Regions from separate parts of the Homo sapiens genome. Here region 2 is linked to region 1. A link is a loop called in an ENCODE intact Hi-C map of the cell type or tissue named here. Cell type or tissue: heart right ventricle. All regions are shown on one strand. Each heading gives the region's core, and the rest is flanking DNA. Links, peaks and the distances in the headings are about the cores only.

Region 1 (17,279 bases), core at 5,962-13,961:
TGCAAACACCTAGTTCTAGCATTTCTTCTCCCCACTGCTCCTTATTTTTCTCCTCAATACTTTTCACTATTGACATACTCTAGCCTTTACTAGTGAAATGTTTGTTTTTGTGATTTTTATGATATAATAATAATTATATATTTGCTCTTTGTCCCTGGTTCCTGGCACAGAACTTCTAAAATTGTTGTAACTTCCTGAGTGGTAGGGGTGATTGAAATGTCTTTGTTATTATATCCGCCCCCCCTCCCCCGCCCCCCTACCCTGCAAACACCCCTGTTCCTGAAATAGCTCAGAAGCATAAAGATGAAAGGAGTATCTTTTGTTATTCATAACAAGCCCCTTTCAACTCTACCTGAGTTTATGTTAATGAGGTGACTTTTGGAAAGTACCTAAGAATACAGGCCTGGTTGCCAAGGGAACCAATCCTGTAATTAGAGGTTAGAACATTCAGCCCCATCCCCCAATCTTCAGAAAAAGGAGTGGGGTTAGAGATTGACTTAATCACCAAAGGCCAATGATTAAATCAATCATGCCTTAATAATAAAGCCTCCATAGAAACCCTAAAAATGGGTTTGGAGAGCATCTGGGTTGGTGAACAAGAAGGCTGCACATGCCAGGAGGGTGGCACACTGGAATGGAAGTTCCTGTGCTTGGGACCCTTCTGGATCTCACCCCATGTATATTTTCTTCTGACTGTTCATTTGTATCCTTTAAAATAGCATTTGTAGGCTGGCTGTGGTGGTTCACACCTGTAATTCCAGCACTTTGGGAGGCCAAGGCAGACGGATCACTTGAGGTCAGGAGTTCAAGACGAGCCTGACCAATATGATGAAACCCCCTCTCTACCAAAAATAGAAAAATTAGCTGGGTGTGGTGGCATGCACCTGTAATCCCAGCTACTCAGGAGGCTGAGACAGGAGAATTGCTTGAACCTGGGAGGCGGAGGTTGCAGTGAGCCGAGATCACGCCATTGCGCTCCAGCCTGGACAATAAGAGCAAAACTCCATCTCAAAAAAAAAAAATTTCTAATTGGTAAATAGTAAGTAAACTGTTTTCCTGGATTCTGTGGGCTGTCCCAGCAAATTGTTGAACATGAGAAGGGAGTCCCATGAAACTCTGACTTGTAGCCAAGTTGGAAAGAAGTTGTGAGTAACTAAGGGATCTTCTATTTGCAACTGGCATCTGAAGTAAGGAATATTTTGTGAGACTGAATCCTTAATCTGTATGGCCTGTTCTAATTCCAGGTGGTCAGGGTCAGAATAGAGTTAAATTGTAGGACACCCAGTCGGTGTTTGCTGATAATTAAGTAATTGGTTGGTGTGGAAAAAAAAACAAAAACAAAAACACTGTTGTTTAGAACTAGAATGAAAACTCCATGAGGACAAGAGTTCTGTCTGTTTTGGTCACTGTTTTGTGCATATAAGAAACTACAAAGCCCACCATTATTCGATTAACTCATCTTTTGCATCACAATTCCTTTTCACCAAGAGAGTGAGCAAGTCTGATTATTCCACCTAGAATCTGATAATTCCACACCTGTGGCATTAGGGGCAGGATTGAATGGAAATGGAATATAGGGTTCCTAAAAGAATGGAGTATTCAACGGAGGAAAATAGAGTCTAGCTCATTATTACTCTGTGAAATAAATTCTCAAGATCTTCATTTTATTAAAAAAGAAGGAAATGATCAGGGAGTTTGAGAAACTTATTCAAGTACCTAAAATAATTATCTGATTGTCAACTGAAGAATGACAAGATTCATATATTTGAAAAGGAGGACTTTATTTTTCATGAAGTGTTGTGGCCTGAAGAGTGGCCATTCTGGCAGACTGAGAAGAGTAGCCTATGGTCAGAAGCCAGAAACAGACACTTTGAGACAGGGACAGAGGGAAGAGGAACTTATGCTGAGCAAGGGGACCAAATATATGTATTTAATAAGCTATATGAGGAGTAATGAATATTTATGAAAGGAGAAACATACGCATGTGCAATTGAGCTTCATGATTCTCTATGGGATCCATGTTCAGAACATAGAGATGTTAGCATGATCCAAGGGTGGAGTTTCTGGCCCTCTCATGTCAAAAGGTGAAGCAGAGGACGGGAAAACCATTACTGATCATCCTCTGTAGACCGGCCAGACCCACTCCATAGTGGATGGTCTCCTACCAGGAAGAGATGCTGATGGGTTGTTTTGTTGGAACTGCAAAAGGAAGGGGCAGCAGTCAGGCCGTTGGTTATACCAACGGTGGAGTCTTCCGAAAGGGCTGGTTTCTGATTAGCCCTTATCGAAGAAAACCTAATGGTGGTTATCGATGGAGAGGCTATAACAAGGTGTATCTGACCTCCCATGTTGTCATGGCTGAGAACTCAGTTTTCAAGGTTGCCTGGCCAAGAAAGGGTCCATTCAGTAGGTTGTGGGACTTAGAATTTTGTTTGTATTTCTCAGATAGAAAATGAACATAACCCCAAGACTTCAGATTCAGTGATTTTTTTTCACAACTGCAACAACAGACTAGATAGAAGTTCTCTAAAGAACATTTCACTTCTTTTAAGATCATGCATGCTGCCATACATGGCCCAGGAATAAACTACACCATTCACTGAGGATAGGTCCAAGGGAAATGGCTAGAATTCTTACTATAAAATTCCAGATTGGGAGAAGAAGCAATATCACGTGGATCAGGCTTCTTGGAAAAGTGAAAAGATTCAATTTATAAAGAAAGTAGCAGTAAATTAGACTAAAATAAATGCATTGGGTATTTTGTCTTCAAGAGATGTTTTTCAAATTTAAATTTTGGAAATCTAGAGAAAGGGCCAGGTGCAAATGGCTCATGCTTGTAATCCCAGCTCTTTGTGGGGCCAAGGCAGGCAGATCACTTGAGGTCAAGAGTTTGAGACCAGCCTAACCAACATGGTGAAACCCTGTCCCTAATAAAACTACAGAAAACATTAGCTAGGTATGGTGGTGCATGCCTGTAATTCCAGCTACTTGGGAAGCTGAGACAGAAGAATCACTTGAACCTGGGAGGTGGAGATTGCAGTGAGCCGAAATGTCACCACTGCACTCCAGCTTGGGAGACAGAGCAAGATAAACAAAAAGAAAAGAAATCTAGTAAAAGGTTTCTCTCTCTTTCTTTCTCTCATCCTCACATCTCTCTCGCACGTGTGAGAGAGGCAAGACATGGTCTCAAAAATATGTAAATATAAACATATGTGTGTGTATGTGTGTGTGTATATAGATAGATAGATAGTTTTTTTAATGGTTTTTTTTTTTTTTTGAGACCGTGTCTTGCCTTGTCACCCAGGCCAGGCTGGAGTGCAGTGATACAATCATGGCTCACTGCAGCCTTGACCTCTCAGGCTTAAGAGATCCTTCTGCCTCAGCCTCCTGAGAAGCTGGGACTACAGGTACATGCCACCATGCCTGGCTAATTTTTAAAATTTTTTGCAGAGATAAGGTCTCACTATTTTGCTCAGGCTGGTCTTGAACTCCTGAGCTCAAGCAATTCATCTGCCTTGAACTTCCCCAAATGTTGGGATTACAGGCGTGAGCCACTGCACCCAGCCTATTTCAATATTTTGAATACATTTCAGAGTTATTTATTTAAATTTACATACACATGCATTAGTCAGGGTTCTCTAGAGAAATAGAACTAATGCTATATACAATATAATATTTTAAATGTATTATATATTATAATATATATAAGAGAAGACTTATAGGAATCGGCTGATACAACTGTGGAGGCTGAGAAGCCATAATCTGCTGTCTGTTTGCTGGAGAACTAGGAAAACCAGTGGTGTAATTCAGTCTGAATCCTAAGGCCTGAGGACAGAGGTCCCAATGGTGTAAGTCCCAGTCCAAATCAGAAGCCCTGAGAACCACTGAGGTTGGAGGGACAATGGCGTAAATCCAGGAACAAGCCTGAAATCCCCCAAACAAGAAGTGCCAATGTCTGAGTGCAGAAGATGTATATCCTCACTGAAAAATATAGAGCAAATTTTGCCTTTTCTCTGCTTTTATCTTCTATTCAGTCTCTCAGCATGTTGGATAATGCCCACGCATATTGGTGAGGACCATCTTCTTCACTCAGCCTACAGATTCAAATGCTATTTTCTTCTGGAAACATCCTCACACACAGACATACTAAAAAATAATGTTTCACCAACTCTATGGCATCCCTTAGTCCTGTAAGTTGACACATAAAATTGACGACCTTAACATATTATGTGAGGACATAAATCAATTTAAAAAATAATGCTAAAAAATGAGATAATATGTGAAAAACTTATTAGACCTGGATTATTTGACTATATAACAAACAAAAATATTAAATATACATTATATAATGTGAATCTTTTGGAAAAATATTTAATGTTTTTAATGATCACAGCATTGACATTTAGCATTTATGGCATCACTCTTATTTTGTCCTATTTAACCTGTTGGATATTATTTTTAACACTCTACAGTTCTGACCACAAGCATTAAAACTTTGTCAGAGGCTGTTAATAATCATTCATCTTTGATGAACAATTGATGAGATGAAATAAACAAAAATTAGGGAGAGCTGCATTTATTTGGATGGAGAAAAAAAACCATTTAAAAAATCTGAATTATTAAACAGTTTTATCTTTTTGCTTGCTGGCATAATCCTACATCATCTCCATTTGAGGTAATATTCTAGTTGATGAATGAAGGTTCTTGCCTATTGAAATAATGAGTATCTGAAACATTCAAGTCATTAGGAGTTGTCCTGAAGGCTGTCTGCCCCCATGGTCCTAAGACCACTCATTTATAACCTGCCAAAAAGTGGATGAATTTTGAGGATTTTAATCTAAGACTCAGAATATACAATAGGAAGGCAGACTTCTTCCTCGTCAGTTTGTACACCCTGTGCCTATACATTAATTTCTATATAATTTAAGATTTCCAGGGTTTCAGTAGACAGTGTTAATGGTGTGTTGCTTCATTAGTGAGAAGATTCAAGGATCTCAAGTGCAAGAAGATATTTAATAATGGATATCACTAAATATCTACTTACATGCAAAAATACACTCCCTAATTGCATGGGATTACAGGGGATTATTAAGCCATCTTTTATATATCAATATTGGTGAACTATGCTTTTTATGTAGAAAATTGCTCCATGTACTCCATTATTTATAAGCCATGAGTATTAAAATGGTCCTTAAACTACATCAGATGAACAAAATTTAGAAATGTATCTCATGACTTATTTTGGAGAATTTAATCCTCAACATTAAAGTTAAAGAAATCTGCCTGCTTTTGAGAATCAAAAAATCCTGAATATCTTTCAATGTGTACTTTATATAATTACTCAAAACTGAACAACAACAACAACAACAAAATAACAACTAAGACTGAGCCACTGTTAGCTTTAGCTAGTGTTTATATTACCATCTTTTCTATTTGTTCTCTCTAGAACTGAAGAACTCTTTTTGCATGGTAACTTTGAACTGAATCACTTGCAGGCAATTTACAAGGTAACCTCAGTGTCTGAGGCAGCAGTAAATTTCCAGCTTACTGAATTTTGCCTGTAGTAAAGTGAAGATAGAACAGACTTGTTTTCTGTTCTAAATATAAACACAGCAGTTTTCCCTGTCAGCAGTTGCTATTCAGACGCATGTATGCTCTTCCACTTAAAATTCAGAGCCATTTTTCTTGCTATTATTGGGGCTCAGAAAATGACACCCCAAAGTAAAGGCCTCAGAAGCAAAGTATTTCTCTGAGGAAGGAATGCTGCACAGAGAAGCCAAGAAAAATCCTGTAAACCAAAAATAAAATTTTAAGCACCTCAGCAAAATGAGTGGACTGCCTCTTTGCCAAGGGGACTGCAGAAAAACCTGAAAAATCTAATTGCCAGCCATGACAGGTAGGGTGGTCAACACATCTTATTATACCCCCGATCCATTTTGGAGTTTAGATACAACCGACTAGCATTGATATGCTGATCATAAGATGAACAAAACAGACTCTATGTGGCAATAAGTTTCCACTTTTGACCTGAAGCTGATATAGCATCACATGAGAACATACCCTGAAGGAAATCAAAATGTTTTATTCAAAAATACATTTTTCTGACATATTTAGAAATGGCCCCGCAAACCCTTCTTTTGTGGGGGAAATTTGCATCTGTGGAGAATCTCCATTAATGCAGCCGGGTCTTGTCTTTCTAGGTCTTTCCAGAATCTAGGAAAGATTACATGAGAGTCTGACACATTTAAGGTTTGAAAAGAGACATTTACCATCTATTCTCACTGAAGGCTGCTATCTATGAGGCTTCGTCTACATAGTAAGAACCATGGCTTCAGCAACCCCCTTATCTTAAGCAATTCTTTCTAATGACTCCAAGTCTTTAAATAAAGCTTGACTTTTTCAACCAATTGCCAGTTAGAAAAATCTATGAATCTACCTAATTGCCCCCGCAGCCCCTAACCCCTAGCACCTGCTTCAAGATATTCCATCCCATTAGGCTGAACCAATGTACACCTTCCATGTATTGATTTATAATTATATGTACAATTTCTGTCTTCCTAAAATGTATGAAACCAAACTATAACCCAACTGTCTCAGACACATTTTCTCAGGACCTCTTGAGACTGCTCCCTGGGCTGCGGTCACTCATATTGTCTCAGAATAAGCCTCTAAATATTTTATGGAGTTTGTTTTTTCCATCAACAATCTGAACAGATAGGCCTTGCTGGGTTCTCTCCTCAGTCTGTTCTTATTAGATCATACCCTTTTTGTCCAATCACAGTTTTACACAGTTGTCCATTCTTCATCAACTCTAGGGATAAAGATAGTTTTCCTAGGGTCTTTGGTCTTCATTCTGAAAGCTTCCATAGTATGTAAATCTGTTATGCCTTTCTTTTATTAATCCATGTTTTGTTATAGTCATGTTGGCTGTGACCCTTATAATGAGGAGGAAAGATCACCCACCCCCTTTCCATCTTTACACTATCCTTAATCATTTTAGTGCATTAACATTCAGGATATTAACAAGGTTAAAGTAGAAATTAGTATCAAATTTTGTGACTGTTAATATTCTTTAAACTAATCTATACCTTTGGAAATCAGAATAGTAGTTATCTGGAAGGCACAGCCAGAATATGGGAGGTGCCAAAGAGGGATTCTGTTTTCTGATATTAATTCATTCTTTGATCTGGGTCTGGATACACAGATGTAAATCATTAATCTGTGTGATCATCTGCTGTTCACTTTTCTGTGTGTACATATTACTTTACTAGTAAGTTTATATATATAAAAAAATGTTCCTTTGCAGCCACTTTTCCAAACAGAAGTTAAAATGATAGAGAAAATTAGATTTCTTATTCAAGTTAGATTATTCTGGGATATTTTAATAAAATAAAGGCAATAAGCTCTATGAAAGATAAAGTAATATGGACAATACAATATTAAATGTCAACTGAACTGCTGCATTATTCTCTTTTTAATTTTTAAAAAGGAGAAGGCTGGCATGAAAACAACCAGTGCTTGAGGATAACTTTATAATTTATGACCTTGTGCAAGATTATTGTCTGCTAAGTCTTTCTTAAAATAGATGCAAATATATGAAACAATTTTAAGAAAGATTTTTTAGTCAGTAATATTCTTTGTTAAGTGTGATTATATAATCATATTATTCTAAATAATTATATTATTTCATAATTTACAATGTTTTATATATAATATAATTAGAAATATAATATACTTAGATGTAATATTGTAAATAATTAGGATAACCGATCGTTATTATTACTTGTTGACAAAACTCAATTTTGGAATCTTTCTACTTTCTTCAATATTGACAGAATGTCTCATATTAACTTTTGAAAATGATTTATTAATTAATTTTGAAGACTGCACAACTACATTAAGCCCTCTTAATCAAAATATTTTAAAAATGTTAAGCTATTTTTTTTGAGACAGTCTCATTCTGTTGCCCAATAGTACAATCATAGCTCACTGAAGCCTCAAGTGCCTGTGCTTAAGCCATCCTAGTGCCTCAGCCTCCTAAGTAGGTAGAATTACAGGCATGCACCACCACACCTGGCTAATTTTGAAAAATTTTTTGTAGAGATGGGGTCTCACTATATTGCGCTGGCTGGGCTTGAACTCCTGGCATCAAGAAATCCTCCTACTTCGGCCTTCCAAAATGCTGGAATTAAAAGTATGAGTCGCTACACCTGGTCAAAGCTGATGATAATATATTGAACTATTAATAACTTGATGGCAAATATCTTTATATGTTTATAATGTGTAAAAATTTAATGAAGAAAATGTGACTTGTTTGGGGTAACCATGATAAAAGAACAATTCAAATGCCTCACATTATATTATGATTTCTTTTTTTATCTCAGCTTTATTGAGGCATAATTGAGTTATAAAAATTTTATATATTTATGGCCGGGCGTGGTGGCTCACACCTGTAATCCTAGCACTTTGGGAGGCTGATGCGGGCAGGTCATAAGGTCAGGAGATCGAAACCATCCTGGCCAACATGGTGAAACCCCATCTCTACTAAAAATACAAAAATCAGGTGGGCATGGTGGCACGCACCTGTAGTCCCAGCTACTCAGGAGGCTGAGGCAGGAGAATTGCTTGAACCTGGAAGGCAGAGGTTGCAGTGAGCTGAGATTGTGCCATTGCACTCCAGCCTGGTGACAGAGCAAGACTCCATCTCAAAAAAGAAATATATATATATATATATATATATTTAAGACATACAACATGATGTTTTGATATATGTATACACTGTGAACTTACTGCCACTATAAAGTAAATTAACATATTCATCATCTAACATAGTCACAGTAGGGGCCAAGGCCCTTGGCCCCTGGGGGCTCACTGAAAATGTCGGACGTGGCAGATTGATTAACACGAGAAAAGGCATCCAAATTTATTTAATATGTATATTAAAGCATTCAGAATAAAGACCCAAATTCCTAATGAGGTACAGAAAATTATATGTCATCTCAAGGTTACAGAAAGAATGAAGGCTTGGATCCTGGTAAAACAGGTTATGAGAGATGGGGGAGGAGAAATTCTATTGAGGGGCATAACTGATTACTAAAAAGAGTGATTGGATCTGGAACAGAAATTAACATGTGAATAGTTCTCTCTGGAATGTAAATGATCCTTGGAGACAGTAATTATCTTGAAAAAGGGTCTGTTCAGGTATGGTTACATTTTTGGTCTTCTTTCCTGTCCTGGATAATGAAATAACAGGTAGAACAGGAATAATAACAAGAACAATGTTCTCATTCCCCTTGGTGGGTCATCCTATCTTCATGTAGATGGGAAAGTCTCTTCCAGAGCCTGTTGATCTGTAAGAATTTTTAATTTAAAATAGCCATTACTCCAGAGAGCCACATTTTGGGGTAAAATGTTATAATTTCCTTCATTACCGTTTGTGTGTGTGTGTGTGGTAAGAACATGTAAGATCTATTCTCTTGGCAAATTTGAAGTATACAATAGAGTGTTATTAACCATAGCCCACCGTGCTGTATTAGAGCTTCAGAATTATTGATCCTGCATAACCAAAAGTTTATACCCTTTGACTAACATCTTCCCATTTCCCTCTCCTCCAGCTCCATATCCCTTCCCCTAGCCTCTTCCCTCCCCAACCCGAACCCACCATTTTTCTCTCTGCTTCTGTGAGTTTGATTTCTTTAGTTTCCACATACAAGTGAGATCATGTAGCATTTGTCTTTTTGTGCCTGGCTTATTTCACTTACCATAACATCTTATTGAAAGTGCCCCTATAAACTTTATAAAATTAATCAGGGAAAGAGAAAGGGAGAAATAAAAGTAAATCATTTTTGCAGCACATTCAGTATAAATCATTAAGTCAGTTTACTCTCTGACCTGCTTGGTTTGGTGCCTATTGTCCTAGAATCATGTAGACTGTGTTGCAAGATTATAATTCTCCTTAACTGCTCTATAGATAATAACTTGAACACTTTGAAATGTTAAATTTTCTCTTTGAGTTATTCCTTCAGGTCCTGCATACTGATGAAAGTACTGACATCAGCTGGTCAAAATGATCCTGCAAGAAGCCAGCTCACCAAAGAATGCAGTTTCTGTATCCTGATGATTTCACCCTCCTTACACTGACAATCAATGACTTCAATTTTCCAGCCCCTGACATTCCATGATCTCCTTAAAAAACCCAACCTAGAACTTTTTGGGGAGATGAATTTGAGGAGCTCCTCCTCTCTCCTCATTCAGTGTCCTGCAATCATTAAACTCTTTCTCTGCTGCAAACTTTGCTGTCTCAGCTTAATGGATATGTTATTGCACAGCAGGCATACGAACCTGTTGTTCCTATAACACTATGATTCCTATCCATCAATCAATCATATTTATATTTTAAAAATAGAACCAACTCTTGCTTGAGGGACTTCAAGACAGAAATATCAGGGAGTTCCATATGATAAAAAAAAATGCATGCATTCCTTGTTCCAGCCATTCATTACTTTCTCACCTGAAATATACATTGAACATTTTTTTTCCAAACTAAATTCCTAAAATTGTCTATCTACATCAAAAACCCTCCCTAAGATAGGGTTTTACAGAGCAAATCACTTTGCAGAGGAACATCAGAACATGTGTTTCCTATCGCCATGATAACAAATACTTACAGAAGAGCCAATGAAAAGCTATAGTAATTCAAGTGAAGTGGAGATTTTGAGTAAATGTCTAGATTGCTCATTCACAGCTCTGGGCTGAGTAGAGTTATCAGCCAATAAAAACTTACTGCCTGGTTTCTTTGCTTTGTCATTCCATGTACCTATAGCAGTGTTAAGCTTCCCCTCTGTGCTGGACAAGCAGGTTTCACTGTAGTAGTCACTGCAGTGCATGCCTGGAAAGCCCATCTAGGGCGTATACACCAAACTGCTAGCAAAATAGGGCTGGATTGGAATTAGAAGCTTGATTTTTTTTTTTTTTTTTTTTTTTTTGTCCAGGGAAGGAAACAGTACACAGCCTAGAAGTTTTTTCATCTTCATTTAAAAATACAGATAAAATTTAGCTGCTAGAGCATTGCTCAATCCCCCACCATCTCAATGAATTCATACTGTGTAAATATTGTGATCTTAATAAATAAATACCGAAGCACAGCTGGCGCCTGTAAGATATCACTGTTGGGTTGCTGTGGCCCTGTTATCACCAGAGGGTGTTGCTAATTATTCTCGGAATTGAGGCCCTGGCATTCTAGGGGAAAGGAAAGCAGAGGAAAGTCAACAGAGGTTGAAACAAAAATAAAACATTGTTTGTTTCAGTCCATAGCAAGGGCATTCTACCCTTGTGAAAATCAGAAACACATATAGTATAGGTATGCAACTGTCTTTTCTCTGTAAAAATGATTCAACAACACTATTTATTTCAGCCCTTGATTGCATTCCAGCTGATTAAAATTCACACCACTTGTTTGTAAGGGCAAGAGGAGATAATTGGGGTGTTCAAAGGACAGCGCAGGAGAACCTGGATGTTTTAAATGAATGAGTTTACCAAGAGAAAGAATGTTTTTTTCTTCCCCCTTGCTTTCCTGGCAGGTGTGTTAATGACCTAGCTTTGCACATTGCACACACAAGAGGTTCATTGCGTGTATCTGTCTTGACTTGAGAAAGCAGATGCTGTTTAGACATATGTCAAGTGGAAAAGAAGCTGCATATGAATTGCTATGTTCTTCTTTTGAAAATGCCATGGTTAATTTTTAATTGCTGGTAGCAAGGTAGACCTGATGACCACAGCATTCCACTCAGATAGAGTTTGTGCTGGCTCATCAGATTATTGCTGCCTCTCAACTAATTTATTTGACTTTGAGCCCAACAGTAAGCAGAGAGTACTGTTAAAGAGCTTCTGGCACTGTGGTGTTGTGTTAAAGAACCTGTTCTCATTTACTGCTCTCAGCATTTCATTGAACAACAGGGAGGTGTGGCTTCAGAAAATACAAATTACCATAAGTAGAAATCAGGTTCTTTCTTTTAGTTCTTCCCACATCTCTTTTCTAGTCTTCCTCTTGGCAACCCTCTTCCACCATTGTTAAAAAGATTTAGAGTCTAAGACAAGATGATTTGGAGCCAGTTGTTCCTGTGATTCTCAATGAGGCATCTCTGTCCCCTACAATCTATTACAAGGCCTGAGACTGTTGGCAATCCCCTGCTGCTTTATTCAAGAATGCCTCAACTGGCGGCATTCTGGAGCTTTTCTAGCCCAGGGAAGAAAAATGTTCAATACTTACTGAAAGTGTGGAGAGATTTTTGTCCAGCAATGTATGCTTAAAAGACACTCGAATTGTTTCATAGTTCTTATTCTTGCCTAGATTGTTTAGCCAAAATCATTCTCCATGTGATTGTGTATTCCAAATAAATTCATAAACCAGATAATAAAGCTATTAATGCCTGAAAGAGATTGCATTTGTTTTGACTAATTCTATCTAAATGTTGTTTCTACAGTTGCCTGCTTGAGTCACTATATTAGCAAAGTGATATTCATTTCAATTAAACAGGGAAAGCAGCACTCTCAGAACTAGCATCTTGCATGATTTTCAGGCATAACAAACACTGATGTCAGGGGGACAATTCAAAAAAAGGCAGCCAACATCATTAACTTAATGAAATTATGATCACAATATGTGATATTTTGACAAGGCCAACAGTATTTCTAAATCAGATCTCAAATGGACCAAACTATTGTCGCTAAAATTTAAATTATAGACCTTCCACCTCACTTCTCCCAACTCTCAATTTGATCTTGACTTACTCTTCTTTCAGGTTCACTTCCTTGGCTCTATTACCCTGACTTTAATCCCAACCTTTGGTTCCTCTGAACTGCACTCTTCCTAATTCTCAATAGCATTTGTTTGTTTATTTCTTATTTCAGTTGTTGTTGTCTTAAATTGATTTTCTGGACTCTAATTCCTCTCTCAGTCAGAACTCTCTGAGTCCGTCTGAGCCATAGGGAATCCAATATTTGATCATATTTCTAATTTTGTTATTAGTAGCCAGTACAACCTTGACTGTGGGAAGTAGTAATTTTGGAAATTTAGATGTATTCTAGTTCAAATGTTTTCCAACACAGGCATCACATATAAAATTGACCCACTAATTACCCCAATAAGTCTCTGCGTTAAGTGCCTGCAAAGATAGAAATGCCATTACTTTCCAAATGCAACTCATATCATTTTGGAAAACCCTCATTATAGCAAATCCTTATTTATCTCGAGCCACTATCTTTCTCCCCGATGGTCCTCTACTCCAGCGACATGAAATCAACGTGAGGTTTCTTTGAATTAATCATCCTTCAACTATTAGAAAAGTATTTTGTTTCCATAAAACTATTTTCTTTCTAGGAAAACATCCTTACATTTTCAATAATTCTTCAAGTAATTTAATATTAAATTTCCTCTCCTCATCACTCTACAAATATTTCAGTTCATTAGCTTCCTTCTTAAAATTCAATTCCCAAAGTAAACACAATTAGAACGAACTGAGTATCCTTTTAAGAATTCTTAGTGTCAAGTATGCTTAGCATATAAAAGAAAAATATTTCAGGAAATAGGTGTTGGGATGCAGAAAGAAGACATGGCAATCTACTTGTTCTGACAGACCATCTGCTTGTTCTATAATCTCAATCTCAGGTAAAATCTTCAAAAACATCATTCATATCTATGTAAGTGGATTGCCGTAAGAATTAGAAATTACAGGTAGTAGTAATTAGTTTTATATTAGGTACGTAGTAATGATGAAGATGTTGATAGCACAATTATCTCCTTTTGTTTTGAATCAAATATTTTTGACATTGATGTCTAATATCCAATTAGAGATTTTTGTTCCTTTGTCGTTTTGTTATATTTTTTTAGCACTCATGTTGTATGAGATCAGAGAAGAGACTTCGTAACTTTCTGGATTCACAGAACCCTCAGTCTCTCAATATTTTTTTCACACTGATTACAGGACAAAAAAAAAACCCCAAAAAGCTAACAGTTATGTTTAGTAAGTAGAAAGGTCCAAACAACAATTATTTTTGTTCTAAGAACACAGTATCCATTTGAAAAAATAATAGACCTGAATTGAAAAAAATACATACTTATTTTATTTTTAAATAACCAAAATTACTTACTAGTGGGATGAATGCACAAGTTGGGCACTGTACAACTTTTCAAACGTTGGAGAGTACCACCCTCATTTCCTATAGTACTTGCTATAGATCACAGCAAAAATTTAAATCCCACCTTTGTAAATATGACATTTTCAAAATGAATGTAGAAAAATCTAATGTCTAGTGGTTTGTATGATATATCTGTGGTTTCCCCTGAACATTTAAAATATCCTGTGACATCTCCATGAATTTCTTTGTTAGAAAGGTCACAGACAGGTACAGAATTACAGGGATTATATTTGCGAGTTTTTGTTTGGGGACAGGAAGGAGAGCTTAAGAATCATAGGCATGAAGTTTACTAACATAGCCAGTTTGTTTTTTAATGTATTAGCTTTGATGAACACCAATCATCCCTGCAGAGATTTGTAATATGAACATAAGAATTTCATCACCCCACTGAGAGGTGACAAAGTGCTAGCAGCCCTCCCTCGCTCTTGCGCCTCCTCGGCCTCGGCGTTCGCTCTGGCTTCGCTCAAGGAGCCCTTCAGCCCGCTGCTGTGCTGTGGGGGCCTTTCTCAGGGGCTGGCCGAGGCCAGAGCTGGCTCTGCTCGAGGGGAGGTGTGGAGGGAGAGGCACGGGCGGGAGCTGGGGTTGCAAGCGGCACTCATGGGCCACTGCGGGTTCCAAGTGAGCGCGGGCTGGGCAAGCCCTACACTAGGAGCCACCGGCCAGCGCCTGCTGGGCTTGATCAGGGGAAGAGCTCCCTCTGGGCTGCCAGAGTGCCCGGGCTAGGTGCTGCAAAGTCCCACAGCCAGTGCCATTGAGAGGTGAAGCCGACTGGGCTTCTGGATGCAGTGGGGATGTGGAGAACTTTTCTGTCCAGCTAAAGGATTGTAAATGCACCAATCAGCACTGTGTCTAGCAAGAGGTGTGTAAACGCACCAATCAGCACTCTGTGTCTAGCTAAAGGTTTGTAAACGCACCAATCAGCGCTCTGGGTCTAGCTAATCTGGTGGGGACTTGGAGAACTTTTGTGTCTAGCTAAATGTCGGATGGGGACTTGGAGAACTTTTGTGTCCAGCTGAAGGATTGTAAACGCACCAGTCAGCACTCTGTGTCTAGCTAAGGGTTTGTAAATGCACCAGTCAGTGCTCTGTGTCTAGCTAATCTGGTGGAGACTTGGAGAAGTTTTGTGTCTAGCTAAAGGATTATAAACGCACCAATCAGCACTCTGTCAAAACGGACCAATCAGCTCTCTGTAAAATGGACCAATCAGCAGGAGGTTGGTGGGGCCAGATAAGGGAATAAAAGCAGGCCACCCCAGCCAGCAGCGACAGCCCACTCAGGTCCCCTTCCATGCTGCGAAAGCTTTGTTCTTTTGCTCTTGGCAATAAATCTTGCTGCTGCTCATTCTTTGGGTCCACACTGCCTTTATGAGCTGTAACACTCATTGCGAAGGTCTGCAGCTTCACTCCTGAAGTCAGCGAGACCACAAACCCACCAGAAGGAAGAAACTCCAGACACATCTGAGCATCTGAAGGAACAAACTCCAGACACACCATCTTTAAGAACTGTAACACTCACCGCAAGGGTCCGCGGCTTCATTCTTGAAGTCAGTGAGACCAAGAACCCACCAATTCAGCACACACCACTACCATTAAATTTTTTTTGTAAAATAGAAGTAAACTTCCATCAGTTGATATATGTATGGATCTTAATTTGCCACCAAATCTAATAGGTCATTGTCTACCTTCACGCTTTATGTAGATTAAGTCAGTCATATTAAAAACCATATATAATCACTGTATCCCATGGTTACCTGTTAATTATGGTTGAACAGCAATGGACTTAGACACGGTATCCCATTAAGTGATTTGAGGCAATGTTACCCTTCATGAGATAATGATGCTTTACACAGTATTTCTCATTATTATCCAAAAAAAGATAAAAAGACATCTTTTGACAATTTCAAGGCTGGCACTTCATATTCCTATTTTTATGGAATTGGGATTTATAAGATACTGTAGTTTTCTTTATGTTCTGTTTGCTTTTCTGAGATTGTGAACAATAATGCAGAAATGTATCTCCTGGGGTGTCTCTGGGGAATTCCTTGCATACTTGTTAAGAGAGGACTGCAGGCTGGGATCATCTTACAGTTGTTAAGAGTGAAGCGTGTGAGCTATCAAGCACTACACTTCTGAGACATGGAGAAGATTCTCTCAGGCCACCAGTGTGTTTGGAATAGTTCATTAGTAGACACTATTCTCAGGTAAATTCACAAAGAAGCTTCTTTTTCCCCAACTTGCTGATCCCTAGCTATATAACTGCCAGCACTGTGATTTTTGCTAATTTCTCTAGAATGCGTTATTTACCTCCATGTGGCCCCTTCAGCAAGGTAAAAATCTAGTGGGAGAGCTTCCAAACTAACTTACAATGTTACTTTGTAGCATCAGTGGGCTTTTTAAATTTTAAATTTAATTTTTTTAACTGAAATACTAAAGAATCAGTCCCACAGATAAAAGGACAGCAACTCTAAAAAAAGTAAAATTTACTGCCTTGTGAAAAATAAAGAACAAGACAAATACATAATTAATAAACTATGAAAACATTTGCCCTAAATGATATAAAAACATTGTGTACTTTTACATGTTAAATTATTTTTCAGTATAGTTTAAAAATGAACATGATAAATATCTCAAAAGATGTTTCAGTTATTCTTAAAGGTCTCTTGCTTAGGGTTTCATTCTTAAATCTGTATCTTAGATTCTAACAGTTGATTTTCCACATGATGGTCATTATCAGCACCAGAGTTTTTGAATGCTCCTAAATGCAGTGCTTTGAACATTTTATTTCATACAATATTTTCATTTGATATGAAATAACTGTTCTGTAGTATTAATTATATGACTATACTTATTTTATCTAGATGAAATCTTCACTATAAAGCAATGTGTGTGCCATAGGTGCAGCCCTACCTCGGTCACATTGCTTAGATCATAATACATGTCTCTCACATTATAGCTCTCCTTTCTCTCCCCAAACAAAAACTCACAAATAAAATCCCCGTAAATCTGTACCTATCTGTGACCTTTCTCAACAAGGTACACTTTCATATTTACAAAGACTTAATATATATTTTGTATAACCCCAGA
Region 2 (17,279 bases), core at 4,592-12,591, 250 kb after region 1:
CTCAGTGATTGGCAAGACCTAGACCAAACCCCTGGCATTTTGGTACGCTGATCTGGAATGCATTGCTTGTGGCTTTGCTGTCTGCTGCAGGCTGGAGGAGCTTAAAAGCCTTTCTAAGTAGCTGCCTGTCCTTTTAGGACTGGATGTAGGTTTCTGCCTCTCTTTTTGGCCCTGGCATTGCTGGCCCCAACCACATTCCTGATTGCCCGGGAAGAACAGCCTTTGAAATTCAACATCTGCTTCTGGGTAGTTGGTGAGTGTCCTCTCTGGGCCCAGACAGCAGGATCTGCTCCTCTCTACTTGGGAAACTTTTAAATACATTTCTGTTTGCAGGTTGAACAAGCCCACCTGACCAAGAGAGGGAAGCACGCTAACTGTTTTCAGTTTGGACACTCTTGGGGGCTTTTTAGTAATTGCATGTGTTTCTGAGCAAGTGAGTGTCTTTTGTGGGTACCAGACAACAGGATTGCTCCTCTCAACTAGGGACAGTCTGAAGAATTTTGGTGTGCAAATTCATCAAGCTCACCCCATGGAAAGAGGAAGCTCCGCTGTTTCAGTTTGGACACTCTTGGGGTTTGTTGGTTGCTGCAGCACTTGGATTGTATTTTGGTGATTGTTTGTGTATGTCAATATAGCCATGGGAAGTAAGAATTTGATAAGCTGATAATCTTATGTAATACTGTTTGGCCTCATATCTTTGAATCTGGATAAGTTTGGCCTCTCCATGTGCCTCGTTTTGCTGCTGAATGGCAAAGCAGGGTGGAGTTTTGTGTATTCAGGCTTTTATGCTGTTGTTCAAAGCAAGGTCAGGCTTGATTAGTACATGATGTTCTTCTGTGGTTTTTTCTGGCTCCAGTCATCCTTGGAGTGTGGAGAGATTTAGCCTTTAAAAATCAAAATGCCACAGAAACTGCTATACCCAAAACTTTGGTTCACAACCTTCATTGGATTGCCTATCAGGTCAAAAGAAGTTTAGCCATGTGAACGTGTTCATAAGCCTGTGAGTTTGTATTGGTATCTCATGGCTAGAGTTCCAAGGTAAAAGTTATTGGATCTTTGTTTGCATGTATGTATATATGTTTAGATGTGTTTACATGTATGTATATTATTTCATATGTTGTGTCTACCAAATTGGCTTATAAATAAAAGAGCACTCCTAAATTAAGTCCAAGCAATTTTCAAGTTCATGCGACTTAAGTAAATCTTTAATAAACAAGTTGACTTTAAAAGTACTGGTAAAATAAAAATTTAAATGTCATTGGAATTGTCAGTATATATTTTTAACTTGGTTTTATATTTGTGTCTGCTAGATATTTTGAGGTGTCAGAGTTTGGCACAGATGATTATAAATCTATAAACCCAGCCAATACAAAAATAATCTTTGTTTCTGTGATTTTTTTTATAAATAGACTAATTTAATGTTGTTGGTTTAATGAATACAGCTTCATCTTCTGAGTTATTAGTGAAAATACCCATGTATTTAACTTTAAAATTCTTACTAAGATGGACACTTACAATTCACAGGTTACAAAATAGTTAACAAGGAAATGACTAGTTTGGTCTAATATCTTAGTTCTCATAAATAATCTAGATAACCTGTTTAAAAAATGAAAGAATTGAGTACATGTAAATGAAACAACTTATAGGTTTACTTTTTGTATAATTTTAAATTTAAAATTATTTTTGATGTTCATTAGGTGTCTGGGTCATTTCTAATTAATAAAAGGTCATGATATTGGGAAATATGCTTCTAAAAATTGTGGAATGTTCTCATCTATAAAATACTAACATCTGATAACTCAAGACTTCTTGCTTACTAGGTTTTCACTAAAATTTAAAGCTACTAACAATAAGATTTCTAGTTAGTGTATAATTCTGTATAAAAAATATGCCAAAAATATGTGTTCTTATTAACAAAAATAATAATTTTGTCTAATTCAGCAGTTATCTAAAGGTTGATTCAAATTATGGACTATGGTAAATTTTTGTCCTAAAATAAAATAATTGGTTATTTTAAAAATTAGGACAAAACAGAAAGTCCAAGCATGTCCAATTTAGTTTTTTTTCCCTGTTTCTCTGTGTCTATCTTCATGCACATACAGAGAAAATAGAAAATTGAAAAAATTTATGTAATAAAATACTCTTGAAAATCCAATAAAAAATTAGAGAAATTTGGCTAATTAATATTGCTCATAGTTAAAGCTATTAGCATTCATGAAGTTAAAATAAAAAATATTATACAAATTACATTTGAAATTTGGCAATCATTTTTTAATATAGTTAAGCATAGAGCCAGATTTAGCATGGAGCCAAATTTCACATAGATGTTTGCATTGCTTTGTTTCACACCGTATCTGCTATTCTGCATGTACTAAAGTACTTACCATTCACATGTCTGAAATATGTTTCTTAATTGCATGAAGTGTATAGTGGTGTTAGTGGACTTACAGACATTAACTTGCATATCAATAAAAAAAAAATCCATCCTGTGTTTTTTTTTTTTAGGCCCTAGGTAACACTAGCCTCCAAGGTAAACTGAGTAGGTGAAAAATTGGGAGTTGATTTACTGTTTATTTGTTTTTGCTTCTAATCTTAATTTATTTGATGTTTGTCCTCCTTTGGATTTTACTTATATATACACATATAAAACCATCTATGTTTTTTAGTTTCTAATGGAAGGCTTATATTTGGTTCTATGATTAGTCATTTCATTTCCTATGCATTTCCAACAATTCATCATTTGCTCTATTTACCTAAAATACCTAAGCTACCTTGCTCAAGCCATTTAAAATCGGATTGACTTTGCTTATCTCTTATATAGAGAGCTGTTAAGTTTCCTGGCATAAAAATAAAGGATTTATAAGTTCTGAACAGAAATAGTTCATTATATATTTTTTATTTAGAAAACTAGGTAACAGTAGAAATGTTTAAGTGGTGTTTATTTCCATGGTAACTCAATTCTATCAATAATTTGGGTTGGCTTAAGATCTTTTCCTTCAAATCATGAAGGAAAACTTTGATGTGGGTACTAAGTTTTAATATTCAGGAAAGATTGTCCTTGTCATTATCGAAATTATATTGATTGGGATTGCTTTCAAACTACTTTAGTTGTGCCTACCATTGTTAAAATTAAGTGACATTCACTTGGATTAAGTAGCAGTTTAAAAAAACATGTTCTAGTGATTTTTGAACCTAAGCTTTTATCAAATATGAGAATATTCTATTGATGTTTGGACCCAAGTCTTCTATCACTGTTGGGTTTTCATATGTGTACTTGAAAACACATGTTGCGCTGGTTTAAAGATTCTAGTGGTAAAAGTTACCTAATCAGCCATCAGTACTATATGTGAAAACCAATCTTGGAAATGTGTGACAATACACTTTTAAAATAGCTGAACAGGAATTATTGTGTGTTTGTTCTTACTTTGCCCTTGTTTTGTTGTGTACTACTGAAGTGAAAGGAGATTATTCGTCCTCATACTGAACTTCCAAAGCTGATATTTGCATTTGCCATTTTTTTATGGAGAGAAGTTAATGATCTTACTTTGATAAGTTTGCCAAAGGACTTATCCCATTTTTATGCTTTTGGTATAGTTCTGTAACTAGAATGCTAGCAATTAGATATATGCAAGAAGTAACCTAACCACTTTAATATAATAGCTTGAAGTGCTGCAACTGGACACCAAATGACAGTATTTTAATTTGTGACATTGTTGGAGAGAATGATAGGAATTTCTGCAGTAAAAATGTCCTATTTACTAATCCTTATGCTGTTAAGTTGCAAGGCTTTGACTCCTAGGTTTGAAAAAGGCATCAACTCCTGATAAATCTTGAACAGTGATGCCAATCAAAGCCTTGTCTTTAGACGTGGGAGAAGATGATAATAAAAATGAACTGCTTTCATGAGACACAAAGCCAGAAATGAAAACTATTCAATCCTTCTAGGCTCAGGAACTATTGTAGAAGAGGTGGGTGCATGAGAATGTAAGGGCCAATTTTGAGGGACAAAATTAGTTCAGAATAATATACCAAGTGCACTGATTTAAGGCCAGCACCTAGACCCATGTGGCAGAATAAGAACATTTTCTTAGAGCATTGATTTTCTCTGCAATAGAAAATTACAAAAATATGAAAGGTTAAGGAGATCTTACTTTATGGTCAAATTACTTTAAAATGTGAGGTGGTGTTTACTTTTCTTTGGATTATACTTAAATAAATGTATTTTTAATGTTTGTCTCAGTATTGTATGTGATTCCTGAAATTCTCATATGTATTAATACATGTTGTAATTATTATGATTATTATGTTAAATTTTTGTATGCCACAGAAATAACCAAATTTCCTTGTCAATTGTGTTTGTCCTAAGACTTTTGTCATCCACAATTCTTTGGCTTTGATTCTTCTCAAAAAGCAACTTATAAGCAGCTATAGTCCAAGACTTGCTTCTTTGGGGGAGTTCATGAAAAGGACTTCTGAATGTGGGTTTCTGATAACTTTGGAGATTGTGCCATTGGACTAAAGAGAAAACTTCCAGGACTTGATTTAAAAGGCCAATGTGTTTATAAAGATTGATAACCCAATATGAACAGAGCAGGAGTTGATTGTGTGGACTGAACTAATGGAGGAAAGAAATAATTTTTATAGCTTTTTTGAAACATTGCTGAGTCTGTTTTGTTTTTCAGAGCCTGGAGGAAATGTTCTTTTGAGTTATTTATAGCCTTTAACAACTGAGGAGAGTACACTCTTTTTAGAAGAATTTTAGGCATATTTCTCTCTTCCTGATTTATCCAGAATTCAGAAACTATTTGTGAATATTCTGAATTCATGGAACTGCAGTTGTTTGCATAAGTTCAATAAAAATCTGTTTTCTTTTATAACAAGACAAAGTTGGAGGAAATGGTTATTTTCCCTAGGCTTTGACTGAAATGGCATGTTTTCAGATATAAGCAGACTGTTTGGAGAAATTGATACTAACTTTATACAGCCAATGAGAACCCCTTAGGACTGGCCTGGCACTTCGTCTACACAGTTCCTTTGCAGGGTTCCTTGTCTGTGGTTAGTGGAGAGCATCACTTTCTGACAGGGCCAAGGAATCTCAAGTTGCTGAGGCCTGAAGAAAAGAGTTCACCCAATTCATACAGGTATCTGCAGGTGCAGATGGATCCTTGCCTGTGCTGAAGATGCCTGTGGAGGTCAAGTCTGATCCTTGGTTCCAGCAAAGCCAATTTAGGAGAGCCTATTTGGACAATGGAGAGCCTATTACTGAACTTTTTGTGGGTAATCAGGCCAAGTACAGTGGGACTGAAGCTTATTTTGCAAGTAGACTGCAAAATAGATCTATCTTTGGTGGAAGTGGGGAACTGGAGAGAGAGAGAGATTATGTTTTAGAAGAAAATTATAGTATAAGATTAACCTCTGATTTGCTTATTGCCCATATTCACCCGTGATGTGTAGAGTTGTCCACACTGCCCCTCCCCAGCTTGAGGCAGACAGAAATATTGATGACCAGATTCTCCATGATTCAGGAATTGATAAATAGAAAGGGGGGCACTGAAACCAGCTCAATTGTCCCATGGTACTAATGTTTATGGTCTCCTTTGAATAAACATAAAAATCAATCCCCAGTCTTGAAACATAAGAAAGTTAAATTTGTCTTATCTGAGTTCCTTTCTCAGGAAACCAACTATCGGTCCTCTCAGATAGTATCAAAGAACTAAAATTTACTAGATCACCACACCTGGACAATAAGATGCAGACCTGTCATCCATCATGACTACCTAATCTAACTACCTGCATCCTGTTGACCAAACTCTCTTCTTTACTCCTCCCTAATTCCTGTTCTCCAACACATGGATTCATTTCTTCTCTGCCATGTAAACCCCCAATTTCAGTTAGTTGTGGAAATGGATTTCAGACTAATCTCCCATCTCCTTGGCTGCAGCACCAGATTAAAGCTGTTGTCTCCAGCAATACTTGTCTCAGTGATTGGCTTTCTGTGTGGTGAGCAGCAGGACTTAGACCAAACCCCTGGTGTTTCAGTAACATTGTTACCTTCAATGTTAGTCAATACATCTTAAACATGGAAAGATCACACAATAAATGACAAAACTAGCATTAAATCAAACTCTTTTGGATTCCACAGACAGTGTATATTCATTCCATAACTTTATACTGCTTGTTAATTATTCAAACCACCTTAATCAGAAATTTCCAGTTTCCAAAAATTGTATTATACTCAGGTTGGCCCTAGGTTTATGAATCGTTTGCTTGTTTGTGTATGTCCTTAGGGTAGCCTTCAGTCCTTTTGTAGAGCCCTAATATGACTAACCCACCAAGAATCCATGCCATCTTGATTCTAATTAGTTTAGTGAACATTTAGGTTCTCCAAAAGCAAATTCTTTGTATAAGGAGATAAAGGAGTGAGCAAAAGTTTCCTCTGTTTGGAGATTGCAGGCAGTGTGGCACCCAAGTAATGAAAATAATAGTTAACAAAAAGTATAGGTACAAAATCAAACCAAAACATCACACAGAAAAACTAATATTGCCTTGACTCTCATAGTTCCAGCTAGACTTTTGAAAGAATAGTATCACTTCATAGCAACTAAAACACTAGCTTTAAAAAATTAAAAGTAACCACTAGGGGCTGAGTACCCTGGCTCACGCCTGTAATCCCAGCATGTGCTTATAATCCTAGCTACTCAGGAGACTGAGGCAGAAATAGTGCCTAAGCCTGGGTTTTCAAGGCCGTGGTAAGCAATGATTGTGCCACTGCACTCCAGCCCGGAGCCAGAATGAGACCCCATTTCTTCAAAAAAAATGAAATAAAAAAATTAATTCAATCAATCAATAAAAATGATCTCCAACAGGATCAAGGTAGATGATAATGAGAAATAAGAAAAATCCACTTACCCTTTTAATTGAAAAAATGCTCAGCATTACTGTATCTAGTTTTTCTTTTTAAATTAATTGGTAGAAAATGTAGTCAGAGGCTCTAAACATATTCTGCAGGGAGCAAAACAATAATCTATATGAAGATTTTTATTGAGATATTATATACATTTAATAAAAGGTACACATCATAAATAATGTATACTATGTTTTCACAAGTGTATACACCTGTATATGCACCCTATAAACCAAGATATATCACTTTTCCTTAGCCACAGGAAGTTTCCTAGTCCCCCTTCCCCAGAAATTTCCACCATTATCAGGAGAGACTACAGGTTTTGTATCTCCCATCATAAATTAGTTTTGCCTGTCCTTGACTATAATATATAGACAGTGAAACTTTAATGTACCTGTCGGGAGCATCAGTATCATGCCCCATTTTATACCAGATAAATATTCATTGTTTATCAAAACATATCTATCCTTGTTACTGAAACACCAGGGGTTCAGTGTAAGTCCGCCTGCTCCTGCACAGAAAACCAATCACTGACACAAGGAAGAAGGCTTTAATCAGGTGCTGCAGCCAAGTAAATGGGAGATCTGTCTCAAATCCATCTCCCTGATTAACTAAAACTAGGGGTTTATATAGCAGAGAAGAAATATAATAATGTGTAAGAAAGCAGAGACTAGGGAGGAACCAGGAAGCAATCATGATGAAAAATGGGTCCGACATCTCATTGTCTAGATGCAGTTATCTGATGAGTTTCAGTTTTTTGATACTTCTTTTGAGAGGCCTGAAAATCTTTCCCTGAGGAAGGAACTCAGATAAAACAAATATAATTTTCAAGCTTTAAGATCAGAATGGTCAGTTTCTGTTTATTGAAAAATAACTATCTATAGGACTATTGGGTTGGGATCATACATCTTCATGTATATGGACATTTAATTTTTCTCTGCTTTGGCATTATGAATGAGGAATCTATAAACATTTTTGTATGTGTCTTTTTGTAGATATCACCTTTTGTTTTTCTTCATTAAGTAAGTAGCTATAGAATTTCTAGGTCATTTGATAAGTGTATGTTTGATGTTATAAAAAAATCTTTGAAACAGTTTTCTATACTCATAAATTTTACAGTGATTTGTTAAAAATATTCAATTGGTTTGCATTCTTTCTAACACACTCTCAATCTTTAGCTTTGGCCCTTCTAGAAAATGTGAAATGCTTTTTCACTGGTTTCCCTGAAGTTTAACGGTGTTGAGCACCTTTTCATGTGTTCATTAACCACTGAATTATGTTGCTTTGTGAAGTGTTTTTTCATGTCTTTTTTCCCCCTTTTTGATTGGATTGTTTTATTTTATTATTAGGTTGTAGGAAGCATTCAGATATTCTGGGTATACAAATGCTCTGTCAGTTATATATATATGTGTATATATATATATATAGAGAGAGAGAGAGAGAGATACGTACATATCTGTCAGAGTATATATAGAAATATAAAATACATATGACAGAATATATATAGAATATATATGACAGAATATATATAGAATATATATATAGAATATATATAGAAATATAAAAATATATATGTGAATATCCAGATATTTATATATAGAGAGATTATGTATATATGACAGTATTTATATATATGCACCTGACATATATATCTGTTTTCTACCCAACAGACATATATATATCTCACAGAAAATGTTCATTTTACATATAGATATAAAATATCTGACACATATGTTTTATATATATAATGGACATTTTCTTATATATGATATATATATTCTTATATATACTTTATATATAAAATATTTGACATGTAATATCTGACAGATATATATATACATGTATACACACACACACACACACACACACACACATATAATGAAAATTTTCTTCTAGTTTCTGAAACTTTTTTCATTTTCCTAATGATGTCCTTTGAGGAGCAGAAATTTTTAACGTTTATCAACCTCAATTTAGCTTTTTTCTTTTGTATCTAATGCTTTGTTTTTTATTGTATAAGAAACTCGTGCCTACTCCAAGTTACTAAGGATATTTGTCTAAGTTTTCATCTTAAATGTTTCTGTGTCTTGTTTTTAGATTCAGGTTTGAATTATTCTTTGTGTATCAAATGAAGTAGTTTTTGAAGTTCACGTCATTTCATACAGATATGCAAGTGATTCCATGGTGTTTATTCAAAATACATTATGTTCATTCCTCTTCTAAATTCCCATTTTGACTTTGTTCAAATATCTATCCATCATATACATGTGTTTTTTCCCTCAACTGTCTATTCTTGTTCCTTGGTCCATTTGACTATTCTTACTCCACTACTACATATTCTTAACCACTGTTTCTTCACAGTACATTTTAAAACAACATGTGTAAGTACAGCAATTTAATTTTTTAAACAGTTTTGAGTATTCATATACATTTTGGAATAAGCTTCTCCAGTACTCCATATTAAGCACACTTAGATATTATTTTCATTTTTGGAATCTAGGTACAGTTTACATTTAGTGTGTTGAATAGACATCAAAGTCACCGAAAATGAGTTTTGACAAATGCATATGTAACCCACAACCCCCTCAAAATACAAAACATTTTAATTACCTCAAAAAGATTGCTAGTCTCTTTCCCAGACTCCTATCTCTAACCCAGGAGGTTATCAATGTTCTGATTTATTTCACCATAGTTTTTTTTTGGTCTAGATATATATATCTAGATATTTATATATCTAGATATATTTTATATATATATCTAGATAGTTATATGCACATAGGATGTACCCTTTTTGTCGGTTTCTGTTGCTCATATTATGTTTTGAAGATTTTTTTTGTGTGTGTTTATGATTTTTTCCTTTTATTGGTGGCTTAGATGTCATTTTATGAATATAACCAAATTTTAAATCAATTCTTCTGTTAATGAATATTGGATTGTTTTCTATCTAATTTTTGACTACTATAGACAAGTTTGGGATTAACATTTAAATAAATTGTATGGAAATATGTTTATTAATTCATTAAGCTTTTCAAGTAATCACTTTCATTCATCAGTTTCTGTTTTTCTCTGGTATTCTGGGCATTGATAAAACTGCAGGGTTATGATACACTGTGGGGTTAGCTAGCTCTAAGGATTTCAAAAGAATTTTTCCAGGAATGGCCTGATGATAAGGCTGGGAGCATGGAAGTTATCTCCTGTCTTTTCTTAGTGTGTTCCAACATCACTCAAAAGTGCAGTGGCAGTAGCAGCTTTGCTTACCAGAAGTCTGGCACTTGCTTAGAGAGGCCAGCACTGGCAAAACTGTGGTTTATTGAATAGATTAATCGCCAAGATGCTGAGTATCATGTCAGGCATTTTGTAATACAACAGGGTTACAAGCATGGAAAAGGCAATTACAGCCTTCAGGAAAATAATATTCTAGAGGCAAGGAAGACTTTACATGGATAATCACCATGCAATGTGACAAGTATAATGATAAATTCTTTACCAGGTAGAGTAGCAGAAAATGAATAAGTATTTCAGTAATAGTGATTGATTCCTAAAATAAGTTTTAAAGTGTAAGTGGGAATTTTCTAGGCTGAAAGTAGTGCCAGTTGCAGGATTCCAAGTAATGAAATCAAAACCACAGAAATGGAGGCTAGAATTAGCATGTTGTGTGCAAACACAATGTATATATTTTTATTTCACTTAACATAATTTCATTAACATTCTTCATATTTTTGCATAATCTGCATAATCAACATGTTTAAGAGCTGCATAATAGTCTACCAAGTTATCATTTAAAACATTTTGAGGATAGTGCATTGCTTCTTTCAAAAGTTATTTCAAGTTTTAGAAATAAAAGATTATTAAAGTTAAATCATATAATGGATATAAAAGATTTACACTTTTAGGATTATGCATTTTATTATATTATTTCTTCTTATTTCTTCTCACTATAAAAGGTTTTGTGTATTTATTCTTTGTAAATATATAACAGGCAGTATTATTCTTACTCAGCAGAGTCTTGGTATTTTAAACTCTAGAGGTCATATCAAATATTTTATCCATAAATACATCATTTTTGTGATCCAGTCACCACTAAAGTGAAAAAGATTGAAGTGAAATTCATATCCTACAAAGCCCTCTTCCAAAAAGTAAATCTTGCTTGTCAAAAAACATGTATTAGTTTTTAACCATAATTTTTCTGTGGTTCAGATACAACAAATAGTTTCATGTGTTTATGTACCCAACTATCCTCCTCCATCTACCCTCTAACTATCCTCTATCAATCTATTTATAGACCATATATACATATTGTGTTGAGGTCTTTAATGAACCAGATTCTCAACTGAAGTTGAAAATATGAACAACCTTATATCCATTGAGCCAATGTGCTCTATAGACGAAGAAATTTAAGGTGAATGAATGTTTTCTAGAGGTGGTGTAGTAACTGGAGGCAAGAGTATTCAAAAACATAGAATAAGTATGCCTATTCCAGCACACTGGAGAGTTTGTGTTTACCACCAATTATTTCTTTTTGTTTGATTACATAACTTCATTGAGACAGTTTAAATTGAATGGCATCTATTTCTTGTGGAATAAGTTCTTTACACAACTAGAAACTTAATTTTGCTTGCATCACCTATAACTAATATACCATATGAAAGATCATTTTTAGATATCTATGTGGGCCATTGAAGTATCAAGTAATTTTACTCACTGCCTTGAGTTTTCTCTGTTATTTGAAGCCCAAACAAAATTAAATTGTACTTTCTCATTTTGGAGAAGAGGATAAGGGAATGGTTGAGATTATCTTTGAAAACTAACAAGTTAATTAGAAAATGAATCGTTTGTATTTATTTATTATTTTTATAAAATCTCTTGTAGATACTAGGATATACATAAAGACAATACAAAGCAAATGAAGTTAGAATATGAAACTTAGAACTTATAAGAAAATGGTAGTAAGGCCACTTAATGCTAAAAACAAAGTGGGCATATAATATTAGTGCTTTGTTTCTCAAAAAAAAATTTTATATTATTTTATATTTTTATTTATTTACTTATTTTGAGGCAGAGTCTCTCTCTGTCACCCAGGCTGGAGTACAGTGGCATGATCTTGCCCCACTGCAACCTCGGCCTTCCAGGTTCAAGCAATTCTCCTGCCTCAGCCTCCTGAGTAGTAGGGATTGTAGGCACGCCCCACCACACTTGACTAATTTTTGTGTTTTTAGTAGAGACAGGGTTTCACCATGTTGGCCAGGCAGGTCTCAAAATCCTCTCCTCAAGCGATCCGCCTGCCTCGGCCTCCCAAAGTGCTGGGATTACAGGCATGAACCACTGCAGCCGGGTTCAAAAAAACATTTTAGGTAAGAAGTGTAATTGACATGCTATGTTATTTCAATCATAAAACAATCAAATGTCTCCTCTTTTCTGAGTGATTAATACAAAAGATTGGCTACTATTAAAGTCTTATTAGCTTAGTTTTCTGGAATTAAATTTCGAATTTAGATTTTATTTTCTCATTCTTTAATGTACCTTTCATTTTAGTATCAGGATATTTATATCACTTATGATTTTAAAATATTAAGGTAGTTCTGGACTTCTATTTGCCTACATGATTCAAAGTTCTTTGTGAAAAAAAATCAACATTTATTGTTAATTATTCTTTTTGTTTGCTTGTTTTGTTTTTAAGACAGGGTCTGGTTCTCTTGCCCTGGCTGGAGTGCAGTGGTGCAACTGACTCACTGCAACACCCACCTCCAGAGCTCAAGTGATCCTTCCACCTCATCCTCCCACCTCAGCCTCCTGAGTAGCTGGGACTTCAGGTGCAAACCACCACACCTGAACAATGTTTGTATTTTTTGAATAGTCAGGGTTTCACCATGTTGCCCAGGCTGATCTCCAACTCCTGAGCTCAAGTGAGCTGGCCGCCTCAAACTCCCAAAGTGCTGAGAATACAGGCATGAGTCACTGTGCCAGACCAAATATTCTTAATTCTAAAAGAAACGTGGTCCCACTCACTCTGTAATATTGCTATATAAAATTTTAACTCTTTGATACCAGAAAACTGATGAGGATTTTATGACAACTAAAAATCATCACCAGGTAAGTCTCCTTTCCCAAAACTACTATAACACTCTACAAATTATTAATAAGTTGAGCAAGTAGCTCTGGATTTGAGGAAATTATCTGTAATTCTTCTCAATAAAAGAAAGTCACAGAGAGTTTTAAGTAAATGTGTACTTCCTATGGATTTTAGTAGTCCACAGTGTTTTCGTTTATTTTTGTGATCATTTGTTTGGTGCCTACATTATGCTTATTTGTGCGTGGTACACAGATGGAAGATGTCCACCCTGACACCAATACTGGAAGATCTTCATTTCAAGTGGTCACAGCCCTCCCTTTTAAGATCTTGCAGCTTAGATAAAATGTACTTTAGAAATGGAGTCTGACATAATTTGGGTCAGCACTGGATCCAATTAACTATGGGCAGAAGGAAGCATCCGAAATGATATGATGCTTTTTTGGAAGTTGGAGCACATTAAAATAAATGAGGACATAGAGTGTGGTAGGGAACTAACTGTTTATCCAGAAGTATTAGTGTTTATATTAGAGTTTATCATTCTATATGCCTTTCACTTTTGACTCATATTTTCAGCAATAATACACATAAAAATAAAATATTTGTATAAACTCAGCTTTTCTTTTAGACCCATTCTGTTAGAACTTTTCTCTCTCAGCAAGTGAAGAAACACAACAGCAAGCCTTTGCTTGGCCTAGCACATGATCCTCCCTACGTGCAGAGTGAAGCAGGGCATTGGATCTGCTAACATCATTCAGAATAATGTTTAAAAATACTCATCATTGGCCGGGCGCGGTGGCTCACGCCTGTAATCCCAGCACTTCGGGAGGCCGAGGCAGGCGGATCATGAGGTCAGGGGATCGAGACTATCCTGGCTAACACGGTGAAACCCCGCCTCTACAAAAAATACAAAAAATTAGCCGGGCGCGGTGGAGGGCGCCTGTAGTCCCAGCTACTAGTGATGCTGAGGCAGGAGAATGGCGTCCCCGGGAGGCGGAGGTTGCAGTGAGCCGAGACAGCGCCACTGCACTCTGGCCTGGGTGAAAGAGTGAGACTCCGTCAAAAAAAAAAAAAGAAAGAAAAAAAACCTCATCGTTTATTTTACCCTATAAGAAAAAGGCATGTGTATGTATACTTGACCACATGCTGTTTTGTAATAATTTTCTCATGTTCTTTTTTCCCTCTTAGTAACTCAGAAGCTTTTGTTTCAAGTGCTACCTTTCATGTATTAACAAATCTTACGTAAAATTCTGAGCCACACTTATTCTTAAAAGAGGAATCAATAATAGTTTATGCTTGCCTATATTACATATTATTATGAATAATGTTCAATCCTGATAGAAAGCAAGATGCTGGTTCCCTCCGTGGTGGAGTAGTGATTGAGAGGGTATATGTATTCTATTATTGATTGATCTGAGTGTTGATTCCCTGGGCATATTTGCTTTTTGAAAATTGCTTGAACTGAATAACTATTATATGCATTTATATAATATTTCCTTGTAAATTTAACTTAAATTTGTCTTTGAATCACTAGCCTGTAAGATATCATGGGATGTTTAATATCATTAAGATTTCATGTGTATATATGCAGTTTGAAATAACAAACAATTTCAATTTTGAAAGAGACAGAATGTTATTTAAGTTGAAATAGAATCATCAAAATACATGACATTCTTATTTCTCAGGGGTGTGTGTGTATGTGTTTGTGTGTGTAACACATTGTCAAGGAGGTGTTTTAGCACAATGTTTTTAAAAATTCATTTTAACTGCCTGTACCTACTTTTTATTTTCTTTCAAAGGCAGGATCCTCCAAAATGTTTTTCATTTCTTGAAAAGTAACTTAGCTTCCACAAGAATAATAAAATAGACAGTATAGCAGGATACCCTACAGCGAACTACCATGGCAACAGATACTTTGGCCGAATCTTTCTAACCGTGGGCAAATCTGCCCAAGGCTGTCAAATCCAGTATCTCCAAATTGCCATTGAAAATATTAATGTTGCAAGAGGAATAACATTCTGTTTTGGTCATACATTTACTTAAGATAAATAACCAGCCATCGTGAATCACGGAGAAATCACGTGACCAAGCATTATATGTATATTGAAGTAAATATTAAATATGAATCATTTATAATTTTATTAAATTACTATATGGTAAAAAATATCGATTAAGTGAATCAGCATGGAGATTTTTATCCAGTTATATTAGTTTACAAAGTTCTGACAGAGCAAAGATTAGAGAATTAAATACTAGGTTGTAATTGACTCTATATGGTAATGTATCTACCAGCATAAAATGTATTTATATACATTGTTTAACTTTAATACTCATCTTCTTCAATTCAGTATACTCAGATATGTCTTCCTGTTGATCGACATCACTTATGTTTCACTGCTCCAGGAAGATTTAGGATAGGTGGCTGGGCAGACTGGAGGGATTTGGTGAAGAGAAACTGAAGAGGGGAAAAGGTAGAAGGAGAGACGAGGGAAAGGTAGGAGGAGAGAGGAGGGAAAGGAAAAGGAAGTGTGATCGTTAATTTTGGGGGTCAACTTGACTGGTTTAGGGAATACCTAGAGAACTGTTAATGCATTAATTACTTCTGGATGTATCTGTGAGAGTGATGGAGTCTGTGGACTGAGTGAAGAAGATCTGCTCTCGATGTGGGCAGGACCATCCAATTGGATGGTGGCCTGGAGAGAACAAAATAGTAAGAAAGGGTTTCAGCTCTCACTGCCATGGAGCTAGGACTCTCTCTTCCTCTTGCTCTTGGGCATGAGAATTCTAGGTTCTCTGGCCTTGGGACTCCTGGACTTACAGCAGAGCCCCCAACTCCCTGCTCCCCCACCCTCCCCAGTTTCTCAGGTCTTCAGCTTCTCTGCTTCTGAGGCTTTGAGATTTGGAGTGAGGCTGGCAACCTGTATCCCAGGGTCTCCAGCTTGCAAACAGCTTGTTGTGAGACTCCAGTCTCCATAATCCTATGAACCAATTCCCCTAATAAATCACTTCACACTTATGTTTGTTTCTATCTATCTATCTATCTATCTATCTATCTATCTATCTATCTATCTATCCATCCATCCATCCATCCATCCATCCATCCATCCACCTACCTACCGTCTATCTGTGCTATTGGTTCTGTCTCTCAGGAGAACCCTAATACCCAAAGTGAGTTAAATTGTAAGAAGGAGAAAGAGGAGATGTGGAAGAGGAGGCAGTTGAGGAAAAGCAGTGAGGAGACTTAGGATGATAAGCACTATATTCCTAGCTTCCCTTATGAATGGGAAAGTCCCCATGGGAGGAAATTCTGACAAATGGAGTTTTAATGAAAACGCTCTGTGAGGACTTGTGATATTTTCCTTTAAATGAAATTTAAAGAGCCTTTTTCTCTTTTCCTGAATCCTAGAATAACTTTGTGAATGGGAGCCACATGCAACAGAGAAGTTACAAGGGGTTGAGAGGACATAGAACTAAGCAACCGTAACAGCAACCCCCATTACCGTTCTTCAAATGTTTCATGTCAGGAAAAAAAATGTCTGTATTGTTTATGCCACAATTTTTAGGTCTTTCTCACAGCCAAACCTATCCTAACTAAACTGAGGCACATTTAACCTCCCATGTGCCAGATATAGAGCTGGAAACTCAGGATACAAAGGTGACTTTTGAAATCTGGAGACTGAGGATTAAATATTAAATCTAGTGGAATGAACAGTGATCAGTGTTGCAGTATTACCTGCAATGTGGAGTGCTGTAAAATGAGGTCTGGTAAAGCTTTGTCAGGAAGATGAGCCTTGAATTGACACTTGTCTTAAGGCAGGCCTCATGTCAGAAAGAATAAACTCATTGAATACACAATTGATCTAAATGTAAGTAGTTCTTACGCCAAAATCATGTAATCTGTATGTGAGAGCAATATAAGACAAGCCGTTAATCTACCTGGTGTAGTAAAGGCCAAATACTGAAACACTTCTTGAACTGATCTAACGGATTTCAATTTGTACTCTGTCCTATGTGCAACAGAGCAATATTTGAAGAGTTTTGAGTATTGGCAATGAATTGATTATGCATTTGTTTTTATATACTCTCCAGAAAGGTGGATTGAAATAATGAGATGGAAAATTGGACACTCAATTAGCTCTGAAATAAGACATGGCAGATGGAAAAGGTTGAACAGAAACTAAAGATGATAATTGTAGAATTAAGAATTTCCTTTTTCTTTCTCTAACTTATTGGAATATGGTTACTGAAGCTTCTCATCGTTACCTGAGTATGGCTTGTCTCTGTTTGATGTTGCTGTCTCTTTTAAAAGCA

The links. Hi-C counts contacts between places; a loop is a spot of excess contacts. Peaks named below come from ENCODE experiments on the same cell type or tissue, not always from the same donor. Only the 100,000 strongest peaks of a DNase experiment are listed, where the experiment ranks them.
Region 2: it touches region 1 in a loop (4-fold over the local background); 5 of 110 quality-filtered maps call a loop at or near these places.

What each region holds. Positions count from the first base shown.
Region 1 is chr6:141,153,372-141,170,650 of GRCh38, forward strand. No RefSeq gene overlaps it. Among named protein-coding and RNA genes, the nearest start is that of MIR4465, 480 kb to the left of the region's middle. RefSeq lists enhancers at 117-730, 258-417. In heart right ventricle, for the core only: no CTCF peak of the experiment used is centred there; no DNase peak of the experiment used is centred there; H3K27ac peaks cover 3,840 bases.
Region 2 is chr6:141,403,237-141,420,515 of GRCh38, forward strand. It overlaps LOC105378029 (a long non-coding RNA gene), which reads left to right and starts at 37. Exons shown (of 3, transcript XR_943077.3): 1 at 37-253; 2 at 334-1,038. In heart right ventricle, for the core only: no CTCF peak of the experiment used is centred there; no DNase peak of the experiment used is centred there; H3K4me3 peaks cover 264 bases; H3K27ac peaks cover 4,574 bases.